Linked DNA regions of Homo sapiens: region 2 is linked to region 1. A link is an interaction called in ENCODE POLR2A ChIA-PET data of the cell type or tissue named here. Cell type or tissue: HepG2. All regions are shown on one strand. Links, peaks and the distances in the headings refer to the core of each region. The heading gives the core; the rest is flanking DNA.

Region 1 (8,746 bases), core at 448-8,447:
TAAGACTTAAATGTTTACAGTGTTAAGGAAATATTATACATTGTTTTGTACAATTTTTATGGTTACAATATTGACATTTGTTTGCATCTAGACAAGGAGAAAACTTAAAAACTTGGACTTTGAAGGCAGACTTTGTGAGTTCAAGTTCAAGCACTGCCACATGGTGCCTCTGTGATCTTGGGCAAATCCTTTAATCTCAAAGTACATCAATTTTCTCATCTGAAAAATGGGGATAATCACTTAGTCCAAATTAACTTAGCTATTTAGCTATATTTTATATTTCCATTTTTCCTATTTTTCTATTTCAACTATAGTAACTGTTTAATAATCAAAAACATAGGAGGAATAGACAGAAATAAAAATTGTTGTACTTGGACTACGTGTTGACAAACCACAGCCTGTGGGCCAAATGCAGCCTGCCCTCTGTTTCTGTGGATTAAGAGTATTAGGAAACAGCCTTGCCTGTTTGTTTGCAGACTGTCTTTGGCCACTTTTGCTCTTTGAAGATAGAGTTGAGTAGTTGAGATGGCAAAACCTAGAATATTTACTATTTGGTCGTTTACAGGAAAAGTTTGCCAATGCCTGGTTTAGGTGAAGGCGGTTTTGAGCAGTTAACTTTTGACCCTCGCTTTTCTATTTTCCTGTTATCATCTCCTCTTTCCTTCTTCTGTTTTCTAAGCATTCAGGGAGGGAGAAGTACGGAGGGGCCGGCAGAGGCCTTTGAACACCTTATTAGATTTTAACCGGAAAGGAGAGGAGAGTGAGGTTTGAGAAGGAGGATTCGGTGAGGACGTTGCACAGGGTTCTTTGACTGCTTCTGCCTTTTCTTTATCTTCAGGCTTGGGGCCACGCGCTTGCATCTCTCTTCCTTCCTCGAACTTCTCCAGTGCTCTCTGGAGTCCCCCGCTTTAGATTCTGGCTGTTTCAGCAATGACCCAGAAAAGGAGCTGACTGCAGCCGGAGGAGAACCACCATCGGCTTTCAGACTCTGCCTTGACCTCACAGGTTACGCATTTCCTCCCCTCCACTATTTCAGAAGTGTGGGGTCACACAGGTAGAAAAGATGCGAGACAATCGGGGAATTTTGAGTGCTGGATTTATGCTAATATTAAGGAATAAGTGTGATATTTGCATTGCTGCATTCAAAAAAGGTTATTATCTAAGAGGCAAACTAAATATTTATTTATTTATTTATTTATTTATTTTTTTGAGATGGAGTCTTGCTCTGTCGTCCAGGCTGGAGTGCAGTGGCGCGATCTCAGCTCGCCGCAAGCTCCGCCTCCCGGGTTCACGCCATTCTCCTGCCTCAGCCTCCCGAGTAGCTGGGACTACAGGCGCCCGCCACCGTGCCTGGCTAATTTTTTTTGTATTTTTAGTAGAGACGGGGTTTCACCGTGGTCTCGATCTCCTGACCTCGTGATCCACCAGCCTCGGCCTCCCAAAGTGCTGGGATTACAGGCGTGAGCCACCGAGCCTGGCTGAGGCAGACTAAATTTTTTATGGGTGATGTGTGAGATTTGCTTCGAAGTTATCCAGTGGTGGATGGGAGAATACATGAAATAAGATTGGCCAAATGTTGATAACTGTTGGCCTTGGTGATGACTGCACCCTGCTTCCTTATATCATTCTTTCTACTTTTGTATATGTTTGAAAACTTCCATAATAAAGAGTAAAATACAATCCAGCAAAAACTCAATACCCGCTAGACAAGAGAATGTGTAGCTCTTACAAGTAATAAAATGCACTACAGTAAAAAACAACATGGAACAATATGGATGAATCTTAGATATATATTATTGAATGAGTCCCAGAAACATTTCTTAGAATGATGTCCTTTTACATAAAGTGAAAACAACTAAAGTTAATATGCTCTCTCTCGAATATGTGAAAGCATCTTCATATATATTCACACACACGGTTAAAATGTAGTTTTTGTCATATATATGCTCTTAAATATAGATGTGTGTGTGTGTGTGTGTGTTTGTTTGGATAGTGATTACATCAGGGTTGGGATGGATTAGGAAAACATAAACTTCATTAAGTTCTAGATCTCATGTTAGGTAGTAGACTGTGATTGTTTACTTTATTATTAAACAAACAGATTAAAAAAAAACACAAGCTATTCAGGGACCAATATAGAATCTGTGTCTTGAACCAAGGATTATGACTAACCTAATTCTGTGTCCCTAAGTCCAATTTGAACACACAAACAGATGGACAAGTGAAACAATGTGGTTTCTTTTCTTAAAGTGGCCTATCTCCTCTATTTTTTGTTGATTCTGTTGTTTTAACTTTCTGAAGGTGAATTTTTTCACCCCCAACCCTACAAAGGCTGGGGAGAGGGGGTGATAAATAGTTTTTGGAAACCTCACACTTCCATGCACTGCCCACAGGAAAAACCCACGTCTTATGTAATAAATGCCACTTCTGCAAGAACTAAGGATGAGAGCAGACATCAACAACAGAAGCCAAGAATAATTTATGAGCTAAAAAACAAATGTGATCTCTCAAGTATTTTGAATGCTATGGGAATATATAGGGACTCTTTCACAGAAAGGGTGGGATGTTTGTTTCTTGTAAGTTCCTCAAGGCAGGAGCCTTCTCGTTCCTTGATGCACCCCAGCACCGGGCACGGTGTCTTGCTGCGGCACAGGCATTTAAGAAGTGTCTGCAGAATGGATACAGCGTGTGTCACTTGGACTTTTCCAGCCTGTGTGAGCAAATGGGTCTTATCAGTGGGACTCAGCTAAGTTTCTCTGCTCCTGTCTCTACACTCAACTCTCATTGGTTTTTTCCATGATGTCCTGCCAATAGTTCACTTGGACACACAAAGGTGCTTTGTGTTTTGTGGTTGCTTTCCTGTTCTTGCGGTCCTCACCCATTGGCATCTCTGCCCATGCCACCCATCAGGGCTACTCGTTACTGCTACTGGGCTCCAAGAAGGCATTGCCACCAGTGGAGAAGCCATCCAGACGCCACCTGGGCTGTAGCCTCTGCCAGCTTCCGTGCTGGAGCCAGCTTGTGCACTCCTGAAAGCTCCTCCTTTCTTGGCTCATGGGTTCAGCCAGTCCTCAAAGCAGGGGTGGTGGGCTAGAAAGCTCCCTCCCACAGGGCTCAGGCACCAGCACATTCTCCTCCTCCTTGGCATGCCTGCAAAACCCACTTCCTCATTCTTCAGAAAAGCAAAGCAAAACAAAACCTCCTACAAAGGAACTCCCAGAACCCACTGCCCAGTGGTTTTTCAGAAACTGCCCAGACAGCTACCAGACCCCTGGTGGAGGCCGAGCTTCAGGGGCCAGGAACTACTACTCAGCCAGCTTCCAGGACAAGGGGAGAGAAAGCTTTAGATAAAAAAGAGTGGGAGAAATAAAGCAAGAATGAAGGAGGAGAAACCAACATCTAAATGTCTACATTGTGCAAGATTTTACATGTTTTGCTCAATTGAATCCTCAAAAAAAAAAAAAAAAAAATCCACCAGGCAAAGATTATAATTCACATTTTAGAGGTAAGGAAACTGAAGCTCACCTAATTTAAAAATTACCTCCTAGAGAGTGTGGTTTAGATGTGCAGCAGCAATGGGCTTCTTAATACCGAATCCCAGGATTCGACAGCTGAGAAACAGCTGGCCCATGCAGGGGCTGGTTTGAGTCAAGGTTACAGTCAGGAGCAGAGCAAATATTTGCTTTTCTAGGGGAAGACTAGCTACCACAAAGAGTTCATCTCCCGAAACCGGTAGAAGGTACATCTGGAATCTGGGGGACCAGGGGGACTGTAATAAGGATTCCTTCACAGGGAAGGAAGAATCAGAAGTAGGAACCGAGTGTCCTCTCCTACAGTATTTCCCAGCTTTTTGTTCTCTTAGCCTGTGGCCTGTGACCAATCAAGGCGTCACTGTCCTACTGGATGGAGGTGAGGCGTCCAGCGTGCAGTCCTGCCGCTGGGTCTGAGGCTACTCTCTCAGGAAATAAGAGTGTGAGTCCCTGGATCCTTCTGAGCCCACTGCAGGGACAATGTGGATTTAGCCCCCAGAAAGCACAGAAACAGCTAAGAACAGTCTGTGAATTAAATTAGTCTCAAAGCCATACTATACCTCAGGCTGACTGTTCACCTTGTTATATTTCCCACCCCAAATTGCTGTTTTCAAATATAGGCTTTATTATTCAGGTTTGGTGAGGCCAACAGATCAGGAGACAATAGCCATTGAAAATACAGTGGTATCCCCCAGATCCCAGCAGGAGGGGCACACCACACCATGGCGGTTGGGAGGGTGCCCAGAGAAGCACTAGGGCCGATCAGGAGGCTGAGGGAGTGAGGGGAAGGTGTGGGCGAGAGCTCTTCCGATGGTTTCTGTGGGAAGGAGTGGGTGAGGCAGGGTAGGCAGGCTTAGGATTGGCTGGTTTGAATGGTTTCCTTGGGCTCTTGGTGCATGGGCTGTCCCTCACTGGGTGTGGATAGTGACCCTGAGGGTGAGAGTTCCATAAAAGAGGTGGTTGGGGTGTGGCTCTGGATTGGTCGATTTGCATTTGAAAAGCATGTTGCAGAAGTAGGCAAGTTGTTTACTATCTCTAGGAATTGGCTAAACCAGGGAAAGGCCCAGGTATCAAAGCAACAAGGTCCCACGTACCAAAGCATCAGAAACACATGGTTAATACAACTGGGACAGCCAAGTGCAAAGGGGTTGCCGGAAAAACTCCAATAGGCCTGCGCACTGGGGTGGAGACTTGGGAAGTTCAAGCCTTTTGCGGCGGGGAGGAGCCTGGCTCGTCCTCTTCCTGGGTGGAACCAGGGATTCAATCTGCGAGGCGGGAAGCACACTAGCAGTGCTCTGCCTTTGCGGAGGGTCCCTGTTTCTCTTTTTTCCCCCCTTTTTGCCCAATAAATTCCACTTGTCTCACCCTTCAAAGTATCTGCAAGCCTAATTTCTCATGGCCATGTGACAAGAACCTGGCTGTTAGCTGAACTAAGGACAAAGGTCCTACAACACAATTACATCCTGCCTTGTCTGCTACAGCTCATCAGAAGCTCTGCACAGAAATTAAGTGGCCAAAAGTAAACAGCCAACAAAATAAATATGCTCCCAATTTTATTTTATTTTATTCTCTCAAGAATACCAAATATCCTTTATGAAGCATGGTAAAACAACTGCCATAAAACCTTAGAAGCGTTAGCAGCAAAAGCTTAGTGCCGCATAGAAATGTAGTCTTACATTTGTAGCCTGGGCAATATCTAAAAAGGATGTACACTAAGCCTCAAAAATTTTAAAATTAAAGCCTGAGTTTCTCCACAGCTCCTTCTTGCTCCATCCCAGCAAAGAGGCTGCTCCATCCAGGAGAGGGGACTGCAGTCAAGGCTGTCTTCCGTCTTCTGCAAGGAAGGGTGTGGCTCCTTAGGGCATTGCATTGGCCTCGCATGTCCCCTTTTAATGTGTCCCAGGCATTTATACAAGATCAGCACAGCCCTGACCCCACCTGCAATGAATTTTAAGACAAGCCATTCTCTGGTCCCTGGAGCAGTTTTTCTGGACAAATGTTGCTCCCAGGAATCCATACCCAGCAGTAACAGTGACCACAGCAGCAGTTCGGAGATATCAGGGGAAAGAATGGGGGATGCAGGTGGACCTCAGTCCAGTATCATCAGCATCCCTCTGCTGATTAGAGCCACAGGGTGGCCCAGTATCCTCGTTCCGCAAGCCCTCCAGGACATTCTTACTCCTGCTGTCAGTGGGAGCACCTCGATTTCTATGGTTAGGTCTAGAACCCATGACTTGGGAATGTTAGCTCTCTTTGGCCAATTATTCCAGCAGGAATTAGTGACAGTACCACCTTTGTCACATCTAGGGGAAATTTCACCGTGCATCTTATCTCAGCATTTGGGACCCTGGGCTTTCTTGAATAATCTTCAGGGGTAGCTCCCCAGTCTCCCAGGCTCCAGTCCTTTTTTGGAGACTTTCTTCCCCATCTAGCATATTCGGAGCTTCTCACTGTGTTTTTCCCGTAAGCCCATGATGATTTGGCTTCTGTCTTAGTGACAGAGCTTCCCCACTCTGTTGTCCTCAAGGCGACAGGGACCATGACCTCCTGGTATGGAACTTTCTAGGCCTCTGCACCTTTTCTGAGAAGAGGGCTCTTCCCCAGCCGCACTCCAGGTGCAAAATGACCCTCAGCAGATCACTCAAAGTGCTTCCACCCCTGGGTGAGAATGACCTTCTTGCCATGTACTCCTCAGTATGCAATTCTCTTCCTCGGCTTTTCAATGTTCAAGATGCTGTATGGTGTTTCTGTTGCATAGATATTTTTTGGAAGTGGAGAGGTATGCCTCGAGTGACTGTGTACCAGTTAAGCGTGGGTCCTCAGCGGCAGACTGGGATCATCTAGAGAGGTGAAACAACAATGCCACTGGTGTCTGGACCCATGCCCAGGGCCTCTGCTGTAAGTGATTGGGGTCCTGGGGGATTCTAATGAGTGGCATGGGCTGGAACCCCTGGTTTGACTTCTTTTCTTTCTAACACCTGTGGTCTGGTACTCCCGGCCCTTTGCTTTTTGTACCAGAAATTCATTCATTCACTTACTGCTTTATCCTAGCATACTCCTCTAGATTTTTGTCTCATGTGGGTCTTCCTTGTGGGAGCTTTAAAATCAGTAAATTTAGACTTGCCAAAACACCCTCTGTTTCTGATTTTAAAGACAAGCAAGGCAAAGTCCCTGTCCAACACCTCCACGTCCATCTAGGAAGTTCAGTACTTATTCCTGGCGTGTCCGTGTCCCAGTGTTTTCCCCCAGTGGTCTGTTTAACTATCCATGTGTTCCCCTGGATCCCTCAGAGGAATCCAGCCTGATCGATGCTGTTTGGAAAGCCGAGGTCTACAGGTTTCCCAATGTCAAAGACATGTCAAATGAATGAATGGATGAAATACGTTGGTGCTTGGTATCCGTCGGCGGTGGGATGTTCTCACAGCTAACAAGGAAGGTCTTCCCTGTAATCTAAGGAGAAGATTTGACTAGTAGCCCAGGAATCATTCCCTCCTGCTCAGTTACCAGTCTTCTTCCTCTTTAAGATTGCCTGCTGCCAGGCTGTCAATGGCACTCCAGCCTTGAGCTCCTTTATCTCACTGGGAAAAGAACCCTCAAGTTCTCCCCTTTAGTTTCATCCTTAATGTGTTCCCAATGAAATAGGGGACACTTGGGAGTTTGGTGTGAGCAGAGGGTAACTTTTCCAAGTCATCATGGGCACGGTTCTGTGTTTTCTGCTCTCTGGATTCAGTTTCCTGTTTAAAAGCCTGAAAGAATATCGCTGTTCGGCACGGAGTACTTGCTGAGCTCTGACTAAATACAAGTCTGTGATTAAATTATTTCAGACTCTAATAAAAATATTTTTAGAAGAAAGTCCTTTGGGAATTATGTAGAGTGCTGAGTGCATTTTTCTCGGCAAACACTTGGACCTGCCTTGTCTTTCTGAGTCAGCTTTTCCTCAGCTTTGTCCATCCTGGGGAAACTCAGGAGACGTATCTTCAAAGTCAAAAGGCTGGGTTGATTTCAGACACCTCATGGAGATAAAGGATCCCGATAAGACTTCTCATGGTCTGACCAGCGCATTTTGTATATGTATTTCTCCTCTTTCTTCTTCGTTTAACCCTTTAGCTAAAACTTTTCTGTAACACACTTGAAATGTCAATCTTTCAAGGGAGAAAATTTATGAAGGGGTTACCTTCAGCTTCCCTTTTCTCTGCACCCCCATCCCTGAAATACAGACAATCTGGTAGTAGGGTGGGGTGGCTTTGGGAGGGCACGAGTTTCTTGACTTTCTCATGCCAACTGACAATACCTACACCAAAACTTTTAACTAAATCACAATTTTTCTCCAATAGCCCAGCATTTTCTCAATTTCTTCTAGCTTAAAAGCAGATTTTTTTTAAACTTTTATTTTAAATTCAGGGGTACATGTGCAGGTTTGTTACATAGGCAAACTTGTGTCATGGGGGTTTGTTGTAAAGATTATTTCATCACCCAGGTATTAAGCCTAGTACGCATTAGTTATTTTTCCTGATCCTCATCCTCCTCCCATCCTCCACCCTTTGATAGGCCCCATTGTGTGTTGTTCCCCTCTATGTGTTCATGTGTTCTCATCATTGAGCTCCCACTTACAAGTGATAACATGTGGTATTTGGTTTTTTGTTCCTGTGTTAGTTTGCTAAGGATAACGGCCTCCAGCTCCATCCATGTTCCTGCGACGGATATGATCTTGTTCTTTTTTGTGGTTGCATAATTTTCCATGCTGTAAATGTACCACATTTTTTTCAGTCTGTCATTGATGGGTATTTAGGTTGATTCCATGTCTTTGCTGTTGTGAATAGTGTTGCAATGAACATAATGGGTGCATGTATCTTTATAACAGAATGATTTATGCTCCTCTGCGAATGTACCCAATAAAGTGGTTGCTGGGTTGAGTGGTATTTCTGTCTTTAGGTCTTTGAGGAATTGCCATGCAGTCTTCCACAATGATTGAACTAATTTACACTCCTACCAACTGTGTATAAGTATTCCTTTTTCTCCACAACCTCGCCAGCATCTGGTTTTTTTTTTTTTTTTTGAGACAGAGTCTTGCTCTGTCACCTCTGTCGCCCAGGCTGGAGTGCAGTGGCGAGTGGCGCATTCTCGGCTCACTGCAAGCTCCGCCTCCTGGGTTCATGCCATTCTCCTGCCTCAGCCTCCTGAGTAGCTGGGACTACAGGCGCCCGCCACCGTGCTTG
Region 2 (8,000 bases), core at 1-8,000, 74 kb after region 1:
TGAGAGGAAAGCACCAGCTTCGGGAAACTTTAGAGGTTACCGTGCAGTGGCGGGTGTTGGTGTTTCTTAAGGGTCTGGCACGTTTGCTGAGTGATTCTGGCTGTCTGCCTGGCTCTGAGCTTCCTGTTCATAGTTCCCCAGATGTGTCACGGCCGAGGGATTAAAGCCCTAAGAGGCTGTGACACAGCCATCTCCAAAACCCCACTTTCTCCTTCCTTTGAGCCTCCGTACCAGCTGGGGCGTCCGGCAAGATGTGAGTTGTCACTCTGCTGCGGCACAGACCTGAATTAACAACTCTAGCTAGGGCTGACTTCAAAAAGCACTTTCGTTTTTTAATAACCAACATCAGCTCAGCAGGCTTCATTTGGGAAAAGAAACCTTGTCGGATTACCCCGACATTCTCCACCTCCTGGGAGGCCAGCCATTCCCAAATGCCCCAAGGATGAAGAACGGAGACGGTAAGATGATTAATTGCACTGCAGGTTTTTTGTTTCTGTATTTTTTTCCCTCCTTTTTTTGGGTTTACTTACACATTAATGAGGTATTTAGGAAAGACAAATGGAATCTGATAAAAGGTAACGTTATATTGTTTGTCGAAACAACATTTTAAGGATTTCTTGAAGTTATATGGCTCTGTAGGCATGTTTCACTTTAAGATGTGTTTCTGAGTCATATTAGGAGAACGACTGTGATTATCTATGGAAGATTAACTATGAAACATATGGGAAATATACTTTATAACTGTATATTACTTATAAACCATGAATAGTTACATGACTTTTGGTATGTGGTGAGAGATGTTAAGTGAAAGGTGTTGTAAATGAAGTCGTTTTATAAGACTGTTGTTACTGTAAGAATTGAGACTTATTTTATCACTTCCCATTAAGCTTCTACAGTGTTAGAGAGGCATAACCCAATGTTGACTGAAGGTGCTATGTTTTCTTTTTAATTTATTTTTTATTTTGTTTGAGATGGGGTCTCACTTTGTCACCCAGACTGGAGTACAATGGCATGATCTTGGCTCACTGCAACCTCCGCCTCCCAGGTTCAAGCGATTCTCCTGCCTCAGCCTCCCGAGTAGCTGGGACTATAGGCGCCTGCCACCATGCCCTGCTAACTTTTTGTATTTTTAGTAGAGATGGGTTTTCACTGTGTTAGCCAGGATGGTCTCGATCTCCTGACCTCGTGATCCACCTGCCTGGGCCTCCCAAAGTGCTGGGATTACAGGCATGAGCCACCACGCCTGGCCTGAATGTGCTATGTTATTAATGGCAGCCTCTATTGGTTTCATTTAAAGGTATAATGCATTGTATTGGCAAAACTTGTACACGCTTTCTTCAATAAGGACCTCAAAGGTAATCTTAAAAGCCTGATCATATTTTTCTCCCCCCTTCAGAAGCTTTGCCAATGTTGCACCTATAGCTATAGAGAAGACCATGCACTCTCAGAGGGGATTATAAACATTGCCTTGCATTTTTATCCTTGATCTCCATAATTTATCCTTGATCTCCATTTATCCTTGATCCTCATAATTCCTACTGATAGTGTTGTTGTGCATAAGAATGAGAAAATGGGACTGAACCTGAAAGATTAAGGAAAGAAAATAACAAAACAAAAAGGAAAACCTAATGAAGCTTATCATTCAATTCAATTTATAACTCCTTATTGCTCATGCAAAATGTGAATTTTTCGCTGTGTTGGTGAGGGTGTGAGGAGTGGATGGTGGGGAAGGATGCTTCAAAAAATACAGCTAAGGACCAACTGGTTTGGTGAGTCATGGCATTCACCCATGAGACAGCTGGAGAACAGTGACGTGTGTGTCTCTGTGTGTGTGTGTCTGTGTGTGTGTGCATTTGATGCCAGAGATTGGTGTTTACTATAAATGTGTTGATCTGTTAGGAAAAGGAAGAAGACAAAGTTGTCCAGAAAGAGCCAAGAAAACTTCTTGAGATGAATTTGATCTGCCTAATGGTAGTGATGAGTTTAAAAAGATTCTTATGGCCTTTCCTAACACTACATGCTATTGTTAATCATTGAACTGACAAACCCCGTTGAGCACAAGACTGTTAGTTTACTTAGGAGGAAAACTTGGCAGGAACGGTCAAAGAATAGCGAGGGTATACTTCTAAAATACGTCCTTGGAACATTTACACAAACAGCACAAGCTCATTGTCAAGAATAAAATTTTAAAAAATACATAGAGATAATAGTAAAAGACGAGAAGTAAAAACACACCACTGTGAGGTAAACACTGTTAACATTTTGGTAGGTGTATTTGTCTCTGAGTACATTTACATTTTGAAGAAATATATTTGTACTCTACATGCTTTTCGGTTATCTGCTTTTACCTCACAGCGATGGAGCATCTTGTTATGAGAATGAGTTTTCTTTTACAAAAGCTTTTCCATTTCATTGCATAGATAGTTTATTAAATCCTGTTGGCAGGTAGTTGATTGTTTTTCTCTTATTAACAGTACTACAACTATGTTCTTCTCTTATTAACAGTACTACAACTAACACCCTTGTAGCTAAACCTTTGCATCTCCTTGATGCAAAGGTTATCTCAACGAGTTTTCCTTGAGATAAATCCCCAGAGGTAGAATGGTAGGGGTCAAAGGGCATGGGCATTTTAAAAACTCTAGATCCCTGCTGCTAAATTAATCCTAGGAAAGTTTAATTAATTTATGTGCCCACCAGCACTGTATGAACATTTTCCAACTCTCTCATCAGCATTGGGTTTTATAATTTTTTGAAAAGTGTGCTACTCTGCATGCACACGTATGTTTATTGTGGCACTATTCACAATAGCAAAGACTTGGAACCAACCCAAATGTCCATCAGTGATAGACTGGATTAAGAAAATGTGGCACATATACACCATGGAATACTATGCAGCCATGAAAAAGGATGAGTTCATGTCCTTTGTAGGGACATGGATGAAGCTGGAAACCATCATCCTGAGCAAACTATCACAAGGACAGAAAACCAAACGCCGCATATTCTCACTCGTAGGTGGGAATTGAACAATGAGAACACTTGGACACAGGGTGGGGAACATCACACACCGGGGCCTGTTGTGGGGTGGGAGGAGGGGGGAGGGATAACATTAGGAGACATACCTAATGTAAATGACAAGTTAACAGGTGCAGCACACCAACATGGCACATGTATACATATGTAACAAACCTGCATGTTGTGCACATGTACCCTAGAACTTAAAGTATCACAATAAATAAAAGAAAAGTGTGCTACTCTGATAATAGGCAAAGGTATATTTTGTTGTCTTAATTTACCTTAAGGAAACCCTTTGCAAAATCTGCTGGTTTCCAGTTCTGCCCCTTTGGGTTCAGCCTCTCGTCTTTTTTGGTTACTCATTGCCAAAGCAGTCACCTCTTACAGTAACTTCTGCCAACCTAATTTCTGAGGACTTTGACCTCTTTTGATGTCTCTCAGAAAGTCTGCTGAGAGAGCGAGAGAACTGGATGCTTTTGCTCTGAATTTTTACCGATTGAGTAACCTGGGGTAAACCTCAGTCTTTGTGATTTTGTCTCCTTTTTAGCTATAAAATTTAGACAGAAGGCCTGTGCTAGCCACCTCACAAGATTGTACTGGGAATATAAAGAGGCAAGATAGAGGCAAGCTTTTTGAATAGAGGAAAAGCAAAAATGCAAAATGGTATTATTATTATTGTTGTTACTCTAAAGTTTAGTGATAAATCTAACCTTCTAAAATATATAGTTTCTGGAGAGCTGCATGCTGAAATTTTGTCGTCTTCTAATTCTAAACTTGGGAAGTGTGTGTGTGTGTGTATGTATGTGTGTGTGTGTGGGGGGGGGTGTGTATAACATATTTCTATGCTTCTTGGTTCTTAGATTCAGTAGCAGTGTTTAGTGTGTTACAGCAGTGCATGGATACATTTTAGATTAAAAAGATTTCCATTTTGTTGCTTATTTATTCCATTCTTGTACAGGAAAACCAGCCATCCTCCTCCTATTGCATTCTCATCATCCATGGGCTTTGCTCAGCTCCCCAGTGGACTGAGAGCTCCTCAAAGACGGGGTCCGGTTTCATGTGTATACCTCTCTCCAGGGCCTGCTTTGGGGTCTGACACCCAGAGGGCGGATCAATCAATGTTTCTCAAATGAGTCAATGTAAGGGAGGTAGAAAAATATTTACCCAGTTCTGTGGAGAAAAGAATATTCCAAAAAGGCACCCCAGAAGATTAAAAAAAAACCTAAATGGAGCTTTTCTAGGGGCAACTGGTTATTTATTTCGTTTAGTTTGGGTGAGTCTCAGTTTCTATTGAGTAAATATTTAAAGCTCTGAAAGGATATTAAACAAATGAATGCAAGCCAAGGATAGGACCAGGAAAATGGAGAACCCTGTCTTTATAGGTGCAAGTGTCATGGATTTGGCATGAATATCAAAAACTTTAAGGAGGCATCGATTTTCACTCTGACTCCCAGCTCAGTGCTGGGCTGCAAAAATCAGGACCAAACTGACATTTAGTAATGGTTTGAACTTGGTACTGAATAATAATAATAATAATAATAATAATAATAATAATAATAATAAAAGCTAATATGTAATACAGCACTTGCTAGGTAGGAGACCTGGTTTTAGGTACCGCTCATATAAAATAATCAGTACTATTATTTTATTTTGCAGATTAAGAAACGGAAGCACAGAGAGTGATTTGCTAGGGTTATACCAGTAGTTATTGCAGAGCTGGAATTATGACGCAGACAGGCTCACTCTGGAGCCTGTGGGTCAGTGAGGGTAGGTCGGACTGAACTTTGGAGACAATGTCTCATGGTTTTAGGCCACTGGTGATGTTTGTGCTGTTTATTTGGGTATATGACTACCATTTATTGAGTCACCTACTAAAGGAACATGCACTCTTCTGGGTTCTTTAAGTATAATATCTTGAATCTTTCTCGCAACCTTGAAACATTATTCCAACTCTAGGTCCAGACAAGCTGAGACCCTGAGAAGTTCAGTAAGTTTCCCAAAGCTGCAGGCTAGTGAGGAGAGATCCATCAGCCTGCACCAAGTCTGTCTGCCTTCTGAGTCCATGTGCCACACTGGCCTGGACAACTGAGTGCTGATGTATTTGGTTCTTCCATCCAAAGGTGCCAAGAGTCCAGTTCTACTGCATTTGGAGGTGTTGAACCTGGAAAACTCAGCCACAACAACCCCTCAACTTGGGGATCAGGCAGGGCTCAGCCTCAGCTTCTCTGAACCCACATGGGCCAATGTGAAATGGATTTGATTTTTCAGACCAGATCCTCCCTGGCAGGACCATCCAATTTATCACACCAACCTAGACTCGATGGGCGTTTAAAATATTGAGAGATATTTCCTTATATTTCCTCTCTATTGACCCCCCAAATCTGCACCAAGGAACTCCAGCGAATGAGATGGAGTATGGTGAGTGCTAGCTTGGGGGCCAAGGGCGGCTTCGTTTCTCCTGGGCGACTTATCTCCCTTTTCTTTGTTTAGTGTTTCCAGTTATAACATGAGGGAAAAGACTATAATTTAAAATGGAATTTTACTTTTTTTGGTTAAACTTTTCCATATGATTTTGAAACTCTTTAAATTTTTTTGAGTGAATGACACATGGTTTATTTGCTTTTGGAGTGGTAACACAATTTAAAAGGTGAAAGTCTTTTTCTCTTCCCTTTCTGCAGACGCTTCTTTCCCTCTTCCTCACCAATAGGCGAGTCTTGTTAATAGTTTCTAGTTTTTTCTTCCACCTCTTTTGCACTCATAGTGTGCACCATTCTATACCTTGATCCATAGCTGTATCAAAGGCGGTGCATTTTCTGCCTCTTAATGGACAGTTGGATTGTTTGCAATGTTTTGTTATTTCAGGCAATGTTGCGACCAGTGGCAGCCTGCCCTCGTAATTTTGCAGAAGTGTTTCCAAGTTGTTGGTTAAATTCCTGGAAGCAGAATTGTGGGGTCAGAGGCTGTGTACACTTGTGATTTTGATATATATTTCAGAATTACCCACCCCCCCACCCCACCAGGTCATACCAATTAACACCCCTACCAGGAATGTTTGAAAGAATGCCTCTCCATGTGCTCGTCAACAGTGCCTGCTAACAAGCTGGTTTTTATTAGACTTCGGCAGTCTCAAAGGAGAAAGCTGCAAACTTAGTAAGTTTTCTAAATTTTCCTATCTCGTATCATGACCATGCAGTGTCAGCCCCACTGTGGTCTCTCGTGGCAAATACAACAGTCTGACAGGTACTTTGTTGACTCAGGTTGGGCATCTATTCAATTGGCTTAAAACCATTTGCGATCACAACGTTTTTCATTTGGTGATTGTGTTTTGAGGCCTTGCTGTGTGTCCAGTCATGGGATGGCACAGGGATGCGTGGACCCTGCCAGGGTTGCATGAAACAGCTAGGCAGCCGCGGGAGTTGGCACATGTGTGCTGAGCACTGTGAAAGAAACACAGAGACAGAAGGCTGCAGAGACAGCGAGTAGGGAGCCACGGTCCGTGTTAGCCTGGTGATTGGGACGGCTCGAGGTGGAGTGATGAAGTCTGAGGCATGAGAAGGAGCCAGCCAGACAGAGGGCAGAGGAAGCAGAGCATAAAAACCCAGCATGAGAAGCAGAAAGCAGCTCTATGTATGGCCAATGAAGAGAGTGGAAGGGAGGCCAAGGTGAGCTGGAGACAGAGGCAGAGGCCAGAGCATGGTGGGTGTTTAGGGCTGTGGCAAGGAGTTTGGCTTTTATTGTGAGTTTCAGGTTGACTGTAGTCATGGGCTGGGGAAGATGGTGCCAAGGTCTGTAAACTCTTACCTTGTAGATGTAAATTCTCACCTGAATAACACCAGGGAGGCATGGTTCTATACACAAGCACCTGTCAGACTGTGTTGTATTTGCCACAAGAGATCACAGTGGGGCCGCTGCTGCACATAGGGCTGGCGACCAGAACACTGTATCTCTTGGCCAACCTTGTCCTCCGTGTGAGACAAGTGGAGACATTTTACAAAAATACGTTCTACGTCTCTCTGGAGTACAACTCAGTTTACAAAGGGCTTTCTCATTCATTATCTCATGCATTAATAAACTGACTGATAATTTTGACAGATTATTATTGCATGTCCAACCTGTGCTAAGCCCTGTGCTAGGTGCTGGGGATGATGAGAGGAAGAAGGAGTGGAAGGGGAAATAGAAAGATGAAGAAAATTCAGAGCAGCTTACAGTCCATCTGCGAGATAGAATCAAATGTCAACAATGAGAAGGAGAGCAGGAAGGGGACAGTGAAGAGGACCCGGCCACCTCTAGGTTCTGGACCAGAACACGGGTAACTCTGCCCCAGGGGCCTGCTTGGTGCCAGGGAGTCCTTCAGGGATGGGGTCTCAGGAGACAGCTGCAAGTAGGGCTTCTCTGACATCCTTTTCTCCAGGTGTAAGTAGGGTTATCTTTCTAACTTTAGAAAGATAGAGGTGACCAACTGAGAGCTTTCCTCAGGGCTTCTGAGTGGGCAAAGGGCAGAACTGGAACTTTTCCTCCCACCCCTGAAATCTGAGGCCATGGCTCTCTGTGCTCAGAATAGAACAAAATTCCTGAAGCCCAACCACCTGGGGAAGGCATTGAGGAGAGTGTCTCTATTATGCATCGTCTTTCATGCTGGCCACCCTGGTTCCATGATGATGAGGCTGCTTTGTTTATGAGTCTGTAGTGTTTTCAGGGCTCTGGAGAAGGGGTGGGCTCTCTACCAGTCTTAGGGTCTTGGTGGCTCTAAGCCCAGAGGTGCTTCCATTGTGTGAAGAAACACAGGAGACCGAGACAAAATATTGTTGATCAGACACTCAGGCCTATTTCGGCGGCAAAACTGTCCTAAGTGGTCATTTATGGCCAGCACAGAGTGGGGATTAACGTGTGTGTGTGTGTGTGTGTGTGTGTGAGTGTGAGTGTGTGTGTTGTGGGAGGTGTTTGGGGGAGGTCTCAGGAATTGCTGGCCCTGAGGTGATACTAATGGA

Evidence for each region. ChIA-PET counts read pairs that join two places held together with the same protein. Peaks named below come from ENCODE experiments on the same cell type or tissue, not always from the same donor. Only the 100,000 strongest peaks of a DNase experiment are listed, where the experiment ranks them.
Region 2: POLR2A ChIA-PET joins it to region 1 with 10 read pairs; 7 of 35 experiments call an interaction of 5 or more read pairs at or near these places.

Annotation. Positions count from the first base shown.
Region 1 is chr2:102,030,465-102,039,210 of GRCh38, forward strand. No RefSeq gene overlaps it. Among named protein-coding and RNA genes, the nearest start is that of IL1R2, 43 kb to the left of the region's middle. In HepG2, for the core only: no CTCF peak of the experiment used is centred there; DNase peaks (open chromatin) are centred at 527, 2,157, 2,797 and 3,677; H3K4me3 peaks cover 3,434 bases.
Region 2 is chr2:102,104,415-102,112,414 of GRCh38, forward strand. It overlaps a transcript of IL1R1 not described here. Among named protein-coding and RNA genes, the nearest start is that of IL1R1, 34 kb to the right of the region's middle. In HepG2, for the core only: no CTCF peak of the experiment used is centred there; DNase peaks (open chromatin) are centred at 1,807, 2,057, 3,427 and 7,587; H3K4me3 peaks cover 1,629 bases.